Regions from separate parts of the Homo sapiens genome. Here region 1 is linked to region 2. The links are chromatin loops, found by intact Hi-C in ENCODE. Cell type or tissue: ascending aorta. All regions are shown on one strand. Links, peaks and the distances in the headings refer to the core of each region. The heading gives the core; the rest is flanking DNA. Region 1 overlaps TNC (tenascin C). Region 2 holds the start of LOC124902257 (a long non-coding RNA gene).

Region 1 (2,920 bases), core at 200-2,699, 95 kb after region 2:
GCCTCAAGGCTGCTACGCCTTATACAGTCTCCATCTATGGGGTGATCCAGGGCTATAGAACACCAGTGCTCTCTGCTGAGGCCTCCACAGGTATCTCTTTCCTTTCTATTTATAGCTTCTGTTTTTCCCAGCAGGAAACTGCCCATGAATAATCAGACACGACTAGCTTTGGAATGGACTTGTTCTGCCACTACTTATGTCTATGGGGTCTAATTGTGACACGAGGCCATCACGCTACAGAACCCCAAGGCAACTTTTAATACTTCACTCCACATGAATGACACCCTTGGGAGTTGTACAGAGCTCAACCTGCAGGACTAAACACACAGCTCCCATGCAGAGGGCCTTTAGCTCCATAAACAGCCTCCCTCCTGTTAAAGGACGTTAAGGCACTATATATGAAAGGGAAAGAAAATCACAAAATTCTCTCATCTACTGAGGGTTAAGGCAATTCTTTAAGATTTAAAAAACAAACAAAAACAAATATTTTCCTGCACTTTCCTCTCTTTGCTCCATTTCTAAAATTTAAAGAGTTGCATGATGCATGTTTATCTAAAGAAAGTCACATTTTTTCAGTAATATTATTATTCAGCTTATTCTTGTGTTAAAGATTCCCTGGATCTTGTTGTGTGATTTGATCACTAAACTAGTTCTTTGTCCTTCTCCAGGGGAAACTCCCAATTTGGGAGAGGTCGTGGTGGCCGAGGTGGGCTGGGATGCCCTCAAACTCAACTGGACTGCTCCAGAAGGGGCCTATGAGTACTTTTTCATTCAGGTGCAGGAGGCTGACACAGTAGAGGCAGCCCAGAACCTCACCGTCCCAGGAGGACTGAGGTCCACAGACCTGCCTGGGCTCAAAGCAGCCACTCATTATACCATCACCATCCGCGGGGTCACTCAGGACTTCAGCACAACCCCTCTCTCTGTTGAAGTCTTGACAGGTATTCTAGACGAATTCACTAATTCACTTCCTCCCCTTTGTCTCTGCTCGGGAGGAATCAAAGCACTTTCTTGCTTTAAACTGGGATCAGCTCCTACCACATTGGGGAAATACCAGTGAATCATCTCTGCTTCTTCCTAAATGTCACATCCCTTATTTGGCTAAGTCCTAGTTGTAGCCCAGTTCCATGGAAAATTCCACCTACTCCTCCTTTAAAAAAGTGAGAGGTGGCTTTTCTTTCAAAGTAAGTTTCAGTCACAATATCTAAAAAGTTGGAAAGCCCAACCTGTAAATGAAGAAAAAATAGCTCTGAGCTCATGAGCTCATTTTAAGAACACCAAAGGACTCCCCATAGCCCTATTTGTATGTCAAGAATAGAAATTGTGAACAATTCCTAAAACTACTTTTCATTCCCAAAAGCTGAATAGAAAAACCCTGGCTTTAGTGCCAACAGTTTGAGTGTGCTCAACACCTGCTGTAAATCATGCATCTATAATCAACACTAACCAGACAACTCATCCCAACCTTAGCCAAAATGCCATCTCACCTGAATCCCAGCGTGCAATTGCCTTTTTAAGTAACTCAGCAACTCTGTGTCCTTATGCAGAGGAGGTTCCAGATATGGGAAACCTCACAGTGACCGAGGTTAGCTGGGATGCTCTCAGACTGAACTGGACCACGCCAGATGGAACCTATGACCAGTTTACTATTCAGGTCCAGGAGGCTGACCAGGTGGAAGAGGCTCACAATCTCACGGTTCCTGGCAGCCTGCGTTCCATGGAAATCCCAGGCCTCAGGGCTGGCACTCCTTACACAGTCACCCTGCACGGCGAGGTCAGGGGCCACAGCACTCGACCCCTTGCTGTAGAGGTCGTCACAGGTATATGACCCTCCTCCCAGACTGGAGACATGATAGGAGCCAGCATGTCATTGAAATAGAGAAAATTCACCCGTGTGGCAGAATCCTACCCCAATGTTGTTGACAGACAGCGTGAATCTCTAACTCAGGAAGGTCTGTGTTGGAATTCCACCTCACTAGCTAAATATTCTTGGGACTATATGTGTATGTATATATATAGATACACATATATACACACACACAAATATATACTTATATATATAGTGTGTGTGTGTATATATATATATGTGTGTGTGTATATATAGATATATACTTTTTTTTTTTTTTTTGAGTCAGGGTCTCATTCTTTTGCCCAGGCTAGAATGCAATGGTGTGACCATGGCTCACTGCAGCCTCGAACTCCTAGACTCAAGTGATTCTCCTGCCTCAGCCTCTACAGTAGCTGGAACCACAGGTGTGAGCCACCACACTCAGCTAAGTTTTTTGTATTTTTTGTAGAGATGGAGTTTCACCATTTTGCCCAGCCTGGTCTCAAACTCCCGGGCTCAAGCCATCTTCTCACCTTGGCCTCCCAAAGTGCTGGGATTACAGGCATGAGCCAGCGTGCCCTACCTCTATTCTTGGGTATATTTCTTTACATCCCTGAGCCTCCTTTTTGTATCTTTAAATCAGCAATGAACCCTACTTCAGGAAACTGTCGTGAGCAATAAATAAGTTAATGAATGTCAGTGCTTAGTAAAGCGCCCATCACGTAGTAAATACTGAATAGCAAATAGCTAAATTTATCATACAGCAACAGAGTCATGATTTTTAAAATAGCACAAACGTTAGGGCTGTGGCACAAAAATAAGATCAGAACTTTCTAGAAAAACCTTATTACTAGCCTCAGAGCCACCAACTAACACCCACCTGATAGGCAGATCTCTACATAATAACCTTTAGAAATGATGCAGTTAGCTTCTGCTGAAACTATCTAGGACTCTCTCCTCAACAGATACAAAAAGCAGGGACATTTCCAAGAAAGGACAGCCACCTTTGACTTCAATGCTTTTCATTCAATTTGGGAAGGAAAAACAATTCCTCTCAATTTTCCACCAAAAATGAGCTGCTCCATCTGTTAT
Region 2 (2,920 bases), core at 270-2,769:
ATGAGAATACATGGAAAGTTTCAACAATGCCTGACACCGCTATTTCTCTGTTGCTGGTGACTTAGCTTTTCCATTAAGACCCACAAGGGAAGGAGAGCAACAAAATCCCAGCATGTCCCATCACCCAGCCCAGAATGCCCTCCCCCAAGAAGGTTCTGAGGTGTCAGGAAACACATTTAGACTCTGCAGCTGGCGTGAAAATAGTGCTGCATGGTCTGGTTCTTGTCCTCACCATATTCTGTCAAAGTACATAATTTGCAAGTCATGCCCATGGGGACATCTGGACTCTGTCATTGCCCCCAGGACCTATGCCAGTCTGGACCAGCTGTCGGAGTTAAAGAATCTCAGAATTAAAGTACAGTTTAGCTGACCAAATTGATAGAAATGAAAATGGATCATATAATATTACTGTTACCCAAACATATTGAAGCTTCCCTGTGTGACAATCCCTTGAAGAATGACTACGCATTCATTCTCTCATTTAGTAATCACAACACTCCCATAGGAAAGAAAATATGTAAGTTTTATATATAAAAACAATGAGCCAGGCCAGGCGCAGTGGCTCACGCCTATAATCCCAGCACTTTGGGCAGCTGAGGTGGGTGGATCATTTGAGGTCAGGAGTTCAAGACCAGCCTGGCCAACATGGTGAAACCCCGTCTCCACTAAAAATACAAAAATTAGCTGGGTGTGGTGGAACATGCCTGTAATCCCAGTTTACTCAGGAGGCTGAGGCAGGAAAATCGCTTCAACCAGGGAGGCAGAGGTTGCAATGAGCTGAGATCACACCACTGCACTCCAGGCTGGGCGACAGAGCAAGACTCCGTCTCAAAAAAAAAAAATTAAAAAAAAATTAGCCGAGCGTGGTGGCGCATGCCTGTAATCCCAGCTACTTGGGAGGCTGAGGCAGGAGAATCACTTGAACCTGGGAGGCAGAGGTTGCAGTGAGCCGAAGTTGTGCCACTGCACACTCCAGCCTGGATGACAGAGTGAGGCTCTGTCTCAAAAAACAAACAGACAAACAAAAAACAATGAATGATTTGTCCAACAATTCACAGGGTAATATGAAAACTTTCCTTTAGTCAGTGTTCCAGCTCCCTACTTTCTCTGCAGATATTGTCCTTTTGCTGTTATTTATAGTCCCCCTCCTTGCTCTGGTATGGTCTTATCCTGGCTGAGTGGGTGTTGAATGAAAGAAATAGGAAGATATAATTTTGGAGAATCCACCCTTTGCCAAGGACTACATCAAGTAACCAGGTACTTATAATACTTCTCTCAAGTAGTTTCTCACAAGACTAAATATCACCATCTCCTTTTTACAGATGAGGACAAGGACACTCAGCGAAGTGCACAAAGGACACTTGCAAGTGAGAGAACCTTGGACTCCATGCCATGATCTTCCTACCACCCAGGAGAGCAAGTTAATAAGAACATTAAAATGGTCAAATAGGCCGAGCATGGTGGTTCATGCCTATAATCCCAGCACTTTTGGAGGCTGAGGCCGGAGGATTGCTTGAACCCAGTAATTCGAGACCAGCCTGGAAAACAAAGACAGACCCCGTCTCTACAAAATATATAAAAATTATCCTGCCATGCTGGACTGTACCTGTAGTCCCATACTCTGGAGGCTGAGGTAGCAGGATTGCTTGAGCACATGAGGTTGAAGCTGCAGCAGGCCAAAGTTGCACCACTGCACTCTAGCCTAGGTTGACAGAGTGACAGCCCATCTAAAAAAAAAAAAGAAAAAAAAAAAAGTTAAATAGTAAGCCAAATCAAGGGCCTGGGTGATTCACCAGTTGGATGATATATCCTACAAAAATGTGGCAGCCTGTTCCCACTCAGCTTCTCTCTGTCAGAGGGTGAAACAAAAAAGGAACTAGAATATGGTAAAAAGCAAAAGTTAGAAAAGGTGTTGATCCTCTCGAAGCTCCTAGACCATAGGGAGGGCTTAACTTGTTTGAACTAAACCTTTGATTCACTGGTTGACTCATTCCATCATTCATGTTTATTGCTTGCTTTGTACCAGGCACCATATTAGGCATGAAGATATGAGCACGTTAAGAATACTGTGCCTGGCCCAAAGTGGAAAATCACGTACTATTTATGGAAGAAAGGAAAGAATTCAAGAAAAGAGAATATGAGTGAGACTCAATCCCTGTCTTCAAAGAGCTCAAAGTCTAGTAACCACCTAAAAATGAAACAGACACTGCCTAATAGCAACTACAATTACTAGATGTCAGGTTTGATAATGAGCTAGGAAGGAAAAAGAAAAAAAAGGAATATCATGCAAGATTCCCCAGAGGAAGTGAAGGGACTTTCAAGTTGAAATCTGAGAGATATTTTGGAGTTGAACCTAAGTGGGAAGTCACAGGAACAAAGATGTTCTAGCCAAAACTATGCAAAGGTCCAAGGTGCTGGGACCTCATTAAGGATTCAGGTATTTCAGAGAGACTCCAATATTGATTTTGGGCTTCTCTGTGGGAATGCACATGACTGTATTAGTGGGGTAGGAAGAGATGTGTTGAGAGATATGCCTGGAGAAACTATCAGAGGCTAGGATTTAAAGATTCTCTAAAGAGAGTCTAAAAAAGTAGATGTCTCAGAAGAGCATAAAGCAATGGAAGGATTTTCAGCAGAAGTGAAATATCTTTATAGTTGTCTGCTATGCATAGAATGGATTGGAGCAGCTGAGACTGAGGGCAGAGAGGCAAGATAAGAGGATACTGCCATAATCCAGGTGAGAAACACTGCCAACCTAAGAAAAGGTAATTTCAACTTCAAAAGATTCACAGTCCAAAATGGACAATTGTAGATTATTACAAATATTCTGAAGACAGAGGCATAAGAATCAGATGCAAGAATTAATCAGGTACAGTCCGTGATTGTATACCCAACTTTAATTTTCTCCAATAGAATAACT

What was found. A loop is a pair of places that touch in the nucleus more often than their neighbours do. Peaks named below come from ENCODE experiments on the same cell type or tissue, not always from the same donor. Only the 100,000 strongest peaks of a DNase experiment are listed, where the experiment ranks them.
Region 1: it touches region 2 in a loop (9-fold over the local background); 3 of 110 quality-filtered maps call a loop at or near these places.

What each region holds. Positions count from the first base shown.
Region 1 is chr9:115,061,817-115,064,736 of GRCh38, reverse strand. TNC (tenascin C) reads left to right here. Exons shown (of 28, transcript NM_002160.4): 11 at 1-90; 12 at 669-941; 13 at 1,548-1,820. Among named protein-coding and RNA genes, the nearest start is that of TNC, 55 kb to the left of the region's middle. RefSeq lists enhancers at 1-15, 375-1,574. In ascending aorta, for the core only: no CTCF peak of the experiment used is centred there; no DNase peak of the experiment used is centred there; H3K27ac peaks cover 1,676 bases.
Region 2 is chr9:115,156,402-115,159,321 of GRCh38, reverse strand. All of the region lies in intron 1 of DELEC1 (deleted in esophageal cancer 1), which reads right to left. LOC124902257 (a long non-coding RNA gene) reads right to left here and starts at 1,928. Exons shown (of 2, transcript XR_007061748.1): 1 at 1,607-1,928. In ascending aorta, for the core only: no CTCF peak of the experiment used is centred there; a DNase peak (open chromatin) is centred at 1,731; H3K27ac peaks cover 2,500 bases.